2 separate regions of the Homo sapiens genome follow, and region 2 is linked to region 1. The links are chromatin contacts, found by Hi-C or POLR2A ChIA-PET in ENCODE. All regions are on one chromosome and are shown on one strand. Each heading gives the region's core, a stretch centred on a gene start or an enhancer-like site at or near the end of the contact. The rest is flanking DNA. Distances are from core to core; before and after follow the strand shown. Region 1 has its middle 5.4 kb from the start of SLC12A7. Region 2 has its middle 7.4 kb from the start of TERLR1.

Region 1 (5,078 bases), core at 372-2,871:
GCCATGGTGACACCTGTGCGCCTTCAGCCAGCTCAGACTGGATTTTTGCGGGGAGGCAGAAGCAGCCACAGGGGGCAGGTGGCCTGAGGGGAGGCCTGAGGCTACAGGGCCCAAAGCTGGGCACCGCCCCCCAGCCTGCCCATCACAGGACAGCGCCGGTGGACCCCATTTGTCCATTGCCTGGAAGGAATCGGGCGTGTTCTGGTCTGCACCCTGACATGCAGCCCTCCAGAGCCACCGCGTGCCTGGGATGGGGCTGTGTGGGTGGGGAGCCTGGCACGGGGTGGCTGAAAGGGTGCTGGGGAGAGGAAGGTGGCTCAAAGTCCGTTGTTCCCGTGCTTCCTGAAACGGTCGCTGCCCGACGGTCAGGGCTGAACCTCACCGCCCAACCAGGACCACAGCACCATGGGCGGCGAGCCGGCCGCACACAGCTGGAGGGGGTCATGGTGCAGCCAAGGCAGCACCAGAGCTTTCCAAAGGGCTTGTGTAACCTCGGCGTCACCCGGGCAGGGATGTGTGCGTGCCTGCGGCGTCCCCTGGGAGCTGGGGCCCTAGCGGGTGTCTGGGTACTGCTGTGCGGGGTGGGATCACGGGGTCCTCACCTTTAACGAGTGCTGGCCCTGATGAGCAAGTCCAGAAAACTCACCCCAAAAGGGCTCTGGGAAAAAGTGGCGGTAACTGAGGCCGGGCTTTGCAGTCCAGGTTCCCAGCTGAATGTTTAGAAAACGCAGGGGAGGTTGTGCAGGTGCTTCTCTGATCCCAGCAGAAAGCTGTAAAATGCAAAGCTGATGGCAGAACTCAGCCTTCCAGCGCTGCAAAAGCGACTCTGGCCCCTGCCTGTGTCGGCTCTCATCAGGAGGGCTTCGAGCTGCTGCAGACTGAGGGTGAGCACACCAGATGCGGGGCCACAAAACGAGGCAGGGCCCTCCTTTCGGGAGCAGTCGTCTGTGCCCCTCCCTCTCCCCCAGAACATTCCTCTGGGGAGGTCTGGCTCTGGGTGCTCAGTGTGGGTTGTGAGCCCCTCCCGCCGGGAGGCTGATGTCAGCGCCAGCTCTGCCTCTCCCGCCAGCCGGCCCAGAAGTTCAGCGAGACACGCCCACACCTCCCACAGCCTTGGAAGAAGCCACCAGAAACAACCTTGGTACCTGCAAGGCTGCGGGGCCAGCACATTTGATGTTATGAGCACAGCTGTTTACTGTTGTCTGGGTCCCCCACACTGTCTGATTTTTAATGGGTTCCATTAGAAATGGGTGAGACCAGGCTCTCTGAGGCCTACGTCAGGTCCAGGCTTTCTCCTTCCTCCTGGACTCATTCGAATTTCCTGGCAAGAGGCATCCCCCGGTCTAGAAAGGGGAAACTTCCCAAGACCTTTCACGCCCAAGGACGGCTTTGGCGGCCTTCGCATTTGGCCAACAGCTCATCTGTGTCTGGCGAGGGCGCGAGTCTGGGTCACACCTGTTTTTGGAGAATCCCTGGCGCTGCTGCCAGGAAGACTCTTCTGCCGGGTCTGGATGGCTGCCAGGCCTGCCCACGATGTTCTCAGATTGCACTGAAACGTTTCCCAGTGTGGGATCTTCTTATCTCTCTGTTCAAGGGGCTGAGGCCCATGGACTCCCCCTCATGTAACCGCCCAATGGGTTCACCTTGCCTGCTGCCCAGACAGAGCTGATGGATCAAGACAGGGGAATTACAGGGGAGAAAGAATGACTCACGCAGAGCTGGCTGTGCAGGAGACCGGAGTTTTACTGTCACTCAAATCAGGGGAATCGCAATAGGGAAAGAGGGATTCACGCAGAGCTGGCTGTGTGGGAGACCGGAGTTTTATTATTACTGAAATCAGTCTCCCCACACATTTGGGATCAGTTCTTTTTTTCTTTTTTTGAGACAGAGTCTCACTCTATCCCCCAGGCTGGAGTGCAGTGGCGTGCTCTCAGCTCACTGCAAGCTCCGCCTCCCGGGTTCACGCCATTCTCCTGCCTCAGCCTCCCGAGTAGCTGGGACTTCAGGCACCTGCCACCATGACCGGCTAATGTTTTTGTGTGTATTTTTAGTAGAGACGGGGTTTCACCGTGTTAGCCAGGATGGTCTCGATCTCCTGACCTCGTGATCCACCCACCTCAGCCTTCTAAAGTGCTGGGACTACAGGCGTGAGCTACCGCGCCCGGCAGGGATCAGTTTTTAAGGACAGCTTAGTGGGTGAGGAAGCCAGTGAGCCAGGAGTGCTGATTGGTCAGGTCAGAGATGAACTCATAGGGAATTGAAGCTGTCCTTTTGTGCGGAGTCTGTTCCTGGTGGGGGTCACAAGATCAGATGAGCCAGTCTATTGGTCTGAGTGGTGCCAGCTGATCCATCTAGCGCAACAAGGATCCGCAAAACATCTCAAGCATGGATTTTAGGAGCAGTTTAGGGAGGGTCAGAATCTTGTAGCCTCCAGCTGCATGACTCCTAAACCACAATTTCTTTAATCTTGTGGCTAATTTGTTAATCCTACAAAGGCAGTCTAGCCCTCAGGCAAGAAGGAGGTTTATTTTAACTATAAACTAAGTTCCTCCCAAAGTTAGTTCAGCCTACGCCCAGGAAGGAACAAGGACAGCTTGGAGGTCAGAACCAAGATGGAGTCAGGTCGGAACCCTTCCACCAACGGTGATAATTTTGCAAACTTGGCTTCACTAGTTGCTTCGTTGCTCCATCTCGGGCTGGTAGGAACCCCTTCCCTGGCTGCCTCCCCAGCGAAGGCTGCACCCCCACCCCCGCAGGCCAGGCCCAGCTCACCCCAGCCTGCTCAGTGGCCCCTCGCAGTACGCTCCCCACCAGCCCCCCAGCCCATCCCCACGGCTCTGGGGTTTGAGCAGGACCCTCCGCGGCTCTGAGACAGAGCCAGCAAATCCCTGATCTCATGGTGTTGCTGGGGTCGGGGGCGGCATCCATGAGGGTTGGCCTCGTCTTCCAAACCCAGCTCTTTATGACGTCTGAGAGAGGATTGGCCACATCGTGTCCTGGGCTCTGCTTCCATTTCTGAAGGGCTGCGTGTCTGCCAGGTTGGGAGGTTTTGAGCCCATCTGGACCCTGGCATGGCCTTTCCCCCTGAGCCGACAGCAAACATTTGCCCAAGCTTCACGGGAAAGAAGTCACCTGTGGAGCAGGAACGAGAGCTGGCGGGGGGTGGGTGGGCTTCTGGGCAGCTTGGACTTCAGAGGAGATGCGAACCTTCCCTGTGTCTGCAACTCACGGGCGTCCGTGTGAGATTCTGAGTAACATTATGTGAGTTACACTTTGAGAGAAGGAAAGCCACACACGTGGTCTAAAAATCCTGGAGCCTCCTGAGTGAGGGGAAGAGTGTGTCGGACTCATCCACGGAATCTTCCAGAGGGAACTTGAGCGAAGACTCAGTGTCCGTGAATTACAGGACTGAGAGCTTTGTCGCTCAAGCTTGACCTTCTGTTGGCGTCACTTACAGTCTCAGACACAGATGGTCTGAGACGAGCTCTGTGGGAGGGGAGGCCCCTTCTATTCCCAGATTCAGCTCCATGGGATGTACCCCTGCCCAGCAGGCACAGGACCCGGGGGAGGCTCAGAACCCCACGTACCTGGCCACTGTGCAGACAGGCTCCCCAGCGCCAGGCCAGGCCCACCATCCACCAGGCCCAGAGGCCCCGCCCTGGGCAAGCCAGGGATCGGGGCGGGGGGCAGCTTGCGGTGCCTGCCTGGGAAGAGCCTGGCATTGTTTGCAGAACCCTTGGGACAGGGCTGCTTCTTCAGGGGAGATGCAGCCATGGGCCTGGGGCTGTGGCTGGGGTCTTCTGTCATCCCTGCCTACCACAGCTCCCTTCGAGCCCCCACAGGTGGTGGCGGATGTGGGGCTTTAGGGCCACCCTGGCCATGGGCAGAATTCTCGGCCCTGGTGGGACTCCTGGGCAGGGAGAGTGTGGGTCCCACAGGTGGCCGGAGACTCTGCTTCCTCCACTGATGTCCACATACCCCACCCTGCCAGGAGAGGCTCACCACGCTTAAAAAAAAAAAGGTTTGTTTTTTAAAAATCACTTTAGCCTTGGGTAACTGGGGCCTCCCTTCCCTCTCCTCCCTTCCCACCTCTTTCCTTTCCCTCCCCCTTCCCCCGATTCTCCTTCCTCCCCTCTCTCTTCTGCTCTGCCCTATTCGCTCTCTCCCCCACTCACCATGGGTGCTGGGCCAACAGGCAAGAACCTGGGTGGGTGCCCGGCCCTGCCAGGCAGAAGGCGGGTGGCTTTCTGGTGAGAAGGAGTGTGGGGCCTCCAGGGCCGGCCTCCTCCAGGTGTCCCCTTCCCTGGACACGGAGCTCTCCACGGACACTCTGCCTGCCAGCCCCACCTGCATCCTTCAGCCCTGGAGGTGCGCCCTGCCTGATACCCGACAGCAGGTTCCCAGCCCAGAAGGATGCAGATGGCGCACCAGGAGATGAGCCCCCCACCCTAACAGGAAAGCAGAAGTGGACTGGGGGGACCCGCGGACCTGGGGAGAAGCTCCGTGGGCAGAGGCACACAGATACCTGGAGGCAGCCTGCGTCTGGTGAGAGCCCTCCCAGGCCACAGCCCTGATTCCAAGCCGTGGGCACGAGCGGCCTCCTGGCTTGGAAGCTGGCATTGGGTGTCCGTCCTAATCCATTAGAAACTCCACCCCAGGGTGGCAGGCAGCAGGGACTGTTTCGAGAATCTACACACAGAATGTAACCACCATCGGCTACACTTTCGCACTAAATCCCAGGGTTCCCCTGGCTGTGCCCTGCACACGGCCAAGAGGCCATCGCAGATGACCAGGCTCACATCATAAGGATGCGAGATTGCATTTGAAGAGGCCCCCTGGGCAAAGCTGGACACCGATGCTTGGAAAGGGCACTAATGGTGATCGACTGAGACCCACCAATGTGTTTCATCAGCGATGTACAAATATACTTGGGAGATTGTCGGGAACCAATTCACCGTTGTGGAAACTGACAAATGAGGGAGAGGCACCCTTGCCCTGCCTTTCCTGTGGGCACCATTATCCAGATGGCCAGACGGACAAGATGAGCCTCTCCCTCCAGTGAATTCATGACGAAGCCA
Region 2 (5,402 bases), core at 1,312-3,811, 68 kb before region 1:
TAATTTTTACAACACTGGCTTCAGTTCACCACAAATAGACTTAGAGTTTTATAATCTATGTTCCTTGCCCATATGACTTAATCCACATTTCCAACGGTGTCCTTGGGGTGGATTGCTGTGATGGGAATTATAAGGCCACAGGCTGCCCTTATCTTCCAGGTAGACACGTACATCACAAAATTCTCCATAAAAAGCTGAGTTATGCTTCCGCCAGCAGGAATTACGGATCTTCTACTCACTGAACTTTCACTCACAGTAGGTAATATTATTTATTTAAAACCTTCACTAATTTCATAAGCTTAACAACATACAGCTGAAATATACCAAAGAGCTTCCGGAATCCTTTGTAAAGGGGATTTGACCCTTAATCAATTTCGTGTTTTTGCCTCTCGGATTTTATTGAAATGGGGCAGGCTTTCAGCTTTAGATGTTTCCCACATAAGATGCCCCATCTTTCAAATCATCTGGAAGAGACGACATTTTAGCCGGCACAAGAGAGGCTACGCTGCAGGAACAAACATCCCCCAACTGTCCATGACAATGTTCTATGGGCCAGGGATCCTCCAGGCAGCTGCACCTCCAGAGCACCTGCAGAGTCCACAGCTGCTGAAGCTGGCGGGGGAGAGCTGGGGACCCAGTATGGGCCACCCCTGCCCACAGTCTGCCGGCCAAAGCCATTCCAACATCCAAGCACCTGCTCCTTCAAGGGGACAAGGAGGCACAGCACCCTCAAGGCTTGAGGAGGAGAGCCTGAAAGCATGGTCAGAGGTACCCACGTGGCCAGGATGGACGGCCAGGGGCCAGGCACACCGAGGACCGGCCGCAGCCGCCCCAGCCCCACACAGGCCCAGCACTGCATTTGGACATGCTTTCTGGCTTCTTTCTCTCCTGGGGGACGGCCGCCTCCTCCCAGCCACTGTGCCACCCCCAGCCCCCACCCAGCCTGCTGGCAGAGGCCTCAGCTCCCAGCCAGGACCTCTCAGTGCTGAGCAACAGAGGCCTCCGGCTGTGCCTTCAGCCCAGTGTGGTGGGTGGACCCTCAGGTCTGCAGAGGACTTCTCAGGCACAGCAGACTGGTAATGACCTGGCTGCTCAGCCGGGCCCTCACTGAAGGGCAGCATTTGGAAGCCACCAGGCCAGCAGGGGTCCCAGCGTGCCCTGGCCTTGGCTTTTCGGGGCCCTGGGGCATCTCACAGGGACCAAGCCCTCAGGAGACACACACGTGGGAATCATCGCTCAGGTCCTCGCTCCCCTGCAGGGAGGAAGAATGACCTCCCATTGGGTAGGGTGGTGGGGAGGGGGCCCACCTCGGAGGCACCGCCCTTTCATAGCCTCTGAGCCTTTTCAGGAGATGGAAGCAGCAGGAAGCCAGGCTTGGTCCTCCTGTGCCACCCCCACCATCTGCTCACAGCCAGCCAAGGCGGGGCTGCCGTCCCCAGCACAGGGTCAAGCGCCCCAACAAGGACTGGACCTGCTGCGTCCTGGACTCCACAGCCCTCCCACCCATCCCTGCCTGAGAATTATCAGTGGAGGCTCATCCCCAAGGCCCACGTCACCCCAGCGGGGCCACAGGGCTCCTGCATCTGCCCTGGAGGAGCTGCCAGCTGGAGCATGGCGGTCAAACCTGAGGTGTGGCTGGAGCTATCACAGCGAAGTACAGGTCTCTCCTGAGGAGGCCCAAGGCCCTGATTCCATCCCTTCTGGAAACTTCCAGGTGCAGCAAGATGAGTGTGAGGCCGGGCTGGGCCCAGGAGAGAAAAGCAGGAGGGGGTGGGGGTGCCCACATCCTGGGGCAGCCACCAGGACAGGGCAGAGACATCCTGAAAGCATGGACGCCCCCCATGCCCAGCCAGAGAAAGGTGCCAGGGATGCTGATGGCTCATTGGTGGTGCCTCTCACATCCCTCAGCACCCGGCATTGGGCAGCAGCCAAGAGGGCAGCCATGGGGGGCCTCGTGATCACGGATCAGTAACCTTTGTTCTGAACGGGGTGGTTTGTTTTCATGGAGGAGCCGAGTTTGTAAGGCCCAAGTTATTGAGCAGCAGCTTCCTAAGTCACGAGACCCTGAGGCCTCCCACCTCCCCAAGGCCTGGAGCTAAATCCGCAGGGTCAGCTCCACCTCCGACATTCCTCCTGGTCACCTTCACCCCTGCCCTTGTCTCTACCTTTGCTTTCCAGGGAAGGGGAAGCAGAGTGTCCACCCACCAGGGCAGGAGGCCGGGGGGCAGGGGAGACAGACAGCAAGACACAGAGGCAGAGAGACAGGGAGACAGACAGAGAGGCAGAGAGAAACAGAGACAGAGAGACAGGGACACAGAGAGGCAGAGAGAAACAGAGACAGAGAGGCAGAGAGAGATAGAGACAGAGAAGGAGGGAAGAGGAGAAGAGAAAGGACAGAAGGGGAGAGAGGGGGCCAGTCCCCATGGTCCTGTCCCTGGCACCCACGGCACTCATGGGTGCTCCATGCTGGGGCCACTGCATTCCCAGGAGGGGCCGTGCCCCAGATGCTCTGGTCCCTGGGTGGGAATTCCCAGGACACCTGTGCGTGTGGCGCTCTGGGCACCTGCCAGCCAGGGGACGCTGGCCTTGCACTGGCACTGTGCCTCTCCTATGGGCATCACATTCCTGGCTGTGTTTACTGCTAGGTTATCAGGAGAGCCAGTGCTTACCCAAACGTGGATCTTTGCGGAAATAACCCAGAGATAAGCTGGGACAGGCTGCAGTTTGACTTTCCTCTGTGTCAAGATAACAGCTGAGATCAGCGGGTGGCAGCGGAAGCACAGAGAGGGGCTGTGACCTCCTCTCCACAGAGTGTGTCAGATGGGGCCCTGGCTGCCCTGAGTGGACGACATCCAGGGAGGCTGCCCGGCCAGAAGCCCTGGGCCTGGAAGCAGCCAGCTTGAAGCTTGTGGCCTGGAGGCCTGGGGGCCAGAGTCCTGCACGGAAGCCCTGGTCCCATCCATGGAACCCTTCTGCTCTATGGTGCACAGCTGGGAAAAGTGAAGGGACACCCCTAGTTATTGTAGTTATTGTCAGAGAAATAACCATAGTGTAAATGTGTGTTTTTGTAACTTTTGTGATTATAAAATACAGTTTTGTAACATATTTGGAAAATGCAGAACAAACACGGAGAGGAGAAGTGTCCTCATTTCACCATCCATGGGGGCGAGAAACAGCCAATTCAGCATTTTCCATCCTGACGCATGTGTGCATATGTACACGCATATCACACATATGTGCCAGTTCCATTCTGACACTTGTGCAGATGCACACGCATATTACACATATGTGCCAGCTCCATCCTGATGTGTGCAGATGTGTAAAGATGCACAAGCATGTTACACATGTGCCAGCTCCATCACGACACGTGTGCAGATGCACACACATCACACATGTGTAAAGTTCATCATGACACGTGTGCAGGTGCACACACATGTTACACATATGTGCCAGTTCCATCCTGACATGTGTGCAGATGTGTAAAGATGCACAAGCGTGTTACACATGTGCCAGCTCCATCACATGTGTGCAGATGCACACACATATCACACATATGTGCCAACTCCATCCTGACATGTGTGCATATGCACACACGTATCACATGTATGTGCCAATACTCCCTCTGGGAGTTGGGGGAGGAGCTCCTTCCACAGACCCTCCAGGCACTCCAGGTACCGGGTGACAAAGGGTGGGCTGGGTCAGCCCTCATTCTACAGATGAGGAAACTGAGTCCTGGGGACAAAGAGACCACTCAGGGTGGAGGCCAAGGGGCACCAGACCCCAGGTCTCCTTCCCACAACCCAGCCCAGTCCAATGGCCCTGCTCACCTCCCAGCCCCATCCAGGATAAAGCCCTCCCAATGGCCTCTCCCAGAGGAGCCTCCCCAGGCAGGACCAGCCCCATCTTCCAGCTGGGGGCCCAAGCATCCGCTAGGGGCCTGGTCAGTAAATGAACCCAGGTCCTCAGACTAGCAGCTCAGCCACCCCTGGCCTCCATGGCCCAGAAGAAAGGTCCTGGGATGTGGGCACAGTGTCCGTGGGTCCCGGTGAGGGGGAGTGGTCCTCACCTCCGTCCACCTGACCCCAGGGCGTACAGGGGCCTCCACTGCAGGGGAGGCTCGGGTGCCAGTCTCAGCCCCAAGAGGCGCCAAGTTGAGTTTGTGGATGGGACAGAAGGGGCGTCCAAGGCCACAGCCTGACCCGACCCCGCAGCACCTGGGTTATCCCTGAGCTCCTTCTCCAAGCACCTCTAGAATCCTGTAAAATGGTTTCTAACCAATGGTTTGTGATTAACCGTCAACTGGGGAGGTGTCTTCTCAGTGGCCTGTGGTTTTCCAAGAAGCACCTGTGACCCTGTTGAGCACCTGCAAAGAGAACCTGGGCAGAGCGGGGTCCGCCTCTGTGGAACATTCCAGGAGCTCTGCCTGCCTAGCACCTGCACCCGTGCGGGGTACTCAGGCAGCTCTCGTCCCCAGGTGAGTCTGCTCTCTGGGGCCTCCAGGTTTCTGCCCACGGCTAGGATGCCCGTGTCCCACCCATCCAGGCCCCTTCCCCCAGACCCTGGGTGCTCCTCCTGCCCCACCCCAGGGCCGTGTGCACCCAGCCCTTCATCATCTCCACGCCCTGATGTGCAGAACCCTTGGTGGCCCTGGCTGGGCCTGCCCATGGCTCTCCAGCCTTGCCAGCCTATCGGGAGCCTGGGGCTGCGCCCGGGGTGGGGACAGGGGCTCCCCATTTAGCAGCCCAGACTGGAAGCCTTAGGTGGAGGTGGAGCACACACCGCTGGCCAGAGGGGGTCTGCTGCCCTGGAAAGGGTTGGGGGAGAAGTGAGCTCCCCTTACGTCTCCTATTTCCCCCTCATGCCCCTTCTTGCCCCTCCCTCACCCCCTGCAGCAGCCCCTGAGGGGTCTCAGAGCTTGAAAACCAAGCAAGGAGGAGCTTCGCTGTTACCCAAAGGCCGCTGGCCCTGCCCCTTCCTGCCTCTGCCCAGCCCTGACCACGGAGCCACCTGCTCTCCCCCTCTTCCCTGGGGCCGGCCCTGGTGTCCTCCAGGCCTTACTGAGCACAGTGCCGGGTGCTGGGTTCTGGGTGCCGGGTGCCGGGTGCTGGATGCTGCATGTGGTTTACCCCATTCCTGCCCCACCCCCGTCCAGGGCTCCTGGGGATTTTGTCCTCCTGTCCAGGTGAGGGGCATCCCCGGCCCAGCATCTGTGCATCTGGAGTCTGCACCCTGGCCTCAGAGCTGGCCTTGGTATCTTTATGGAGCTGCCCCATGTAATGACAGCGGACTGCCGGGAACAAAGCCTGACTTGTCTACAGAGCCTGTGCTGCTGCTGACAGCAAGGAGCGTTATTAAAAACCCTTTTGTCTCTGCCCCTTCTGCGGGCTCATTGACCTTCACGG

What was found. Hi-C counts contacts between places; a loop is a spot of excess contacts on that map. ChIA-PET counts read pairs that join two places held with the same protein, here RNA polymerase II (POLR2A). Pooled maps may share reads with other maps.
Region 2: a map of endothelial cell of hepatic sinusoid shows a loop between it and region 1 (15-fold over the local background). The contact joins two enhancer-like sites. A Hi-C loop is called at or near these places in 1 of 168 maps with a recorded cell type or tissue (endothelial cell of hepatic sinusoid) and 4 of 50 pooled maps. POLR2A ChIA-PET finds 5 or more read pairs at or near these places in 3 of 52 experiments (Caco-2, HepG2 and WTC11).

Annotation. Positions count from the first base shown.
Region 1 is chr5:1,114,879-1,119,956 of GRCh38, reverse strand. It overlaps a transcript of SLC12A7 not described here. Among named protein-coding and RNA genes, the nearest start is that of SLC12A7, 5.4 kb to the right of the region's middle. RefSeq lists enhancers at 404-937, 2,008-2,541. Within about 2 kb of position 1,621, at least 18 of the 41 ENCODE cell types and tissues checked have a DNase peak (open chromatin) inside an H3K27ac peak, as active enhancers do.
Region 2 is chr5:1,183,255-1,188,656 of GRCh38, reverse strand. No RefSeq gene overlaps it. Among named protein-coding and RNA genes, the nearest start is that of TERLR1, 7.4 kb to the right of the region's middle. RefSeq lists enhancers at 353-1,045, 1,046-1,739. Within about 2 kb of position 2,561, at least 2 of the 41 ENCODE cell types and tissues checked have a DNase peak (open chromatin) inside an H3K27ac peak, as active enhancers do.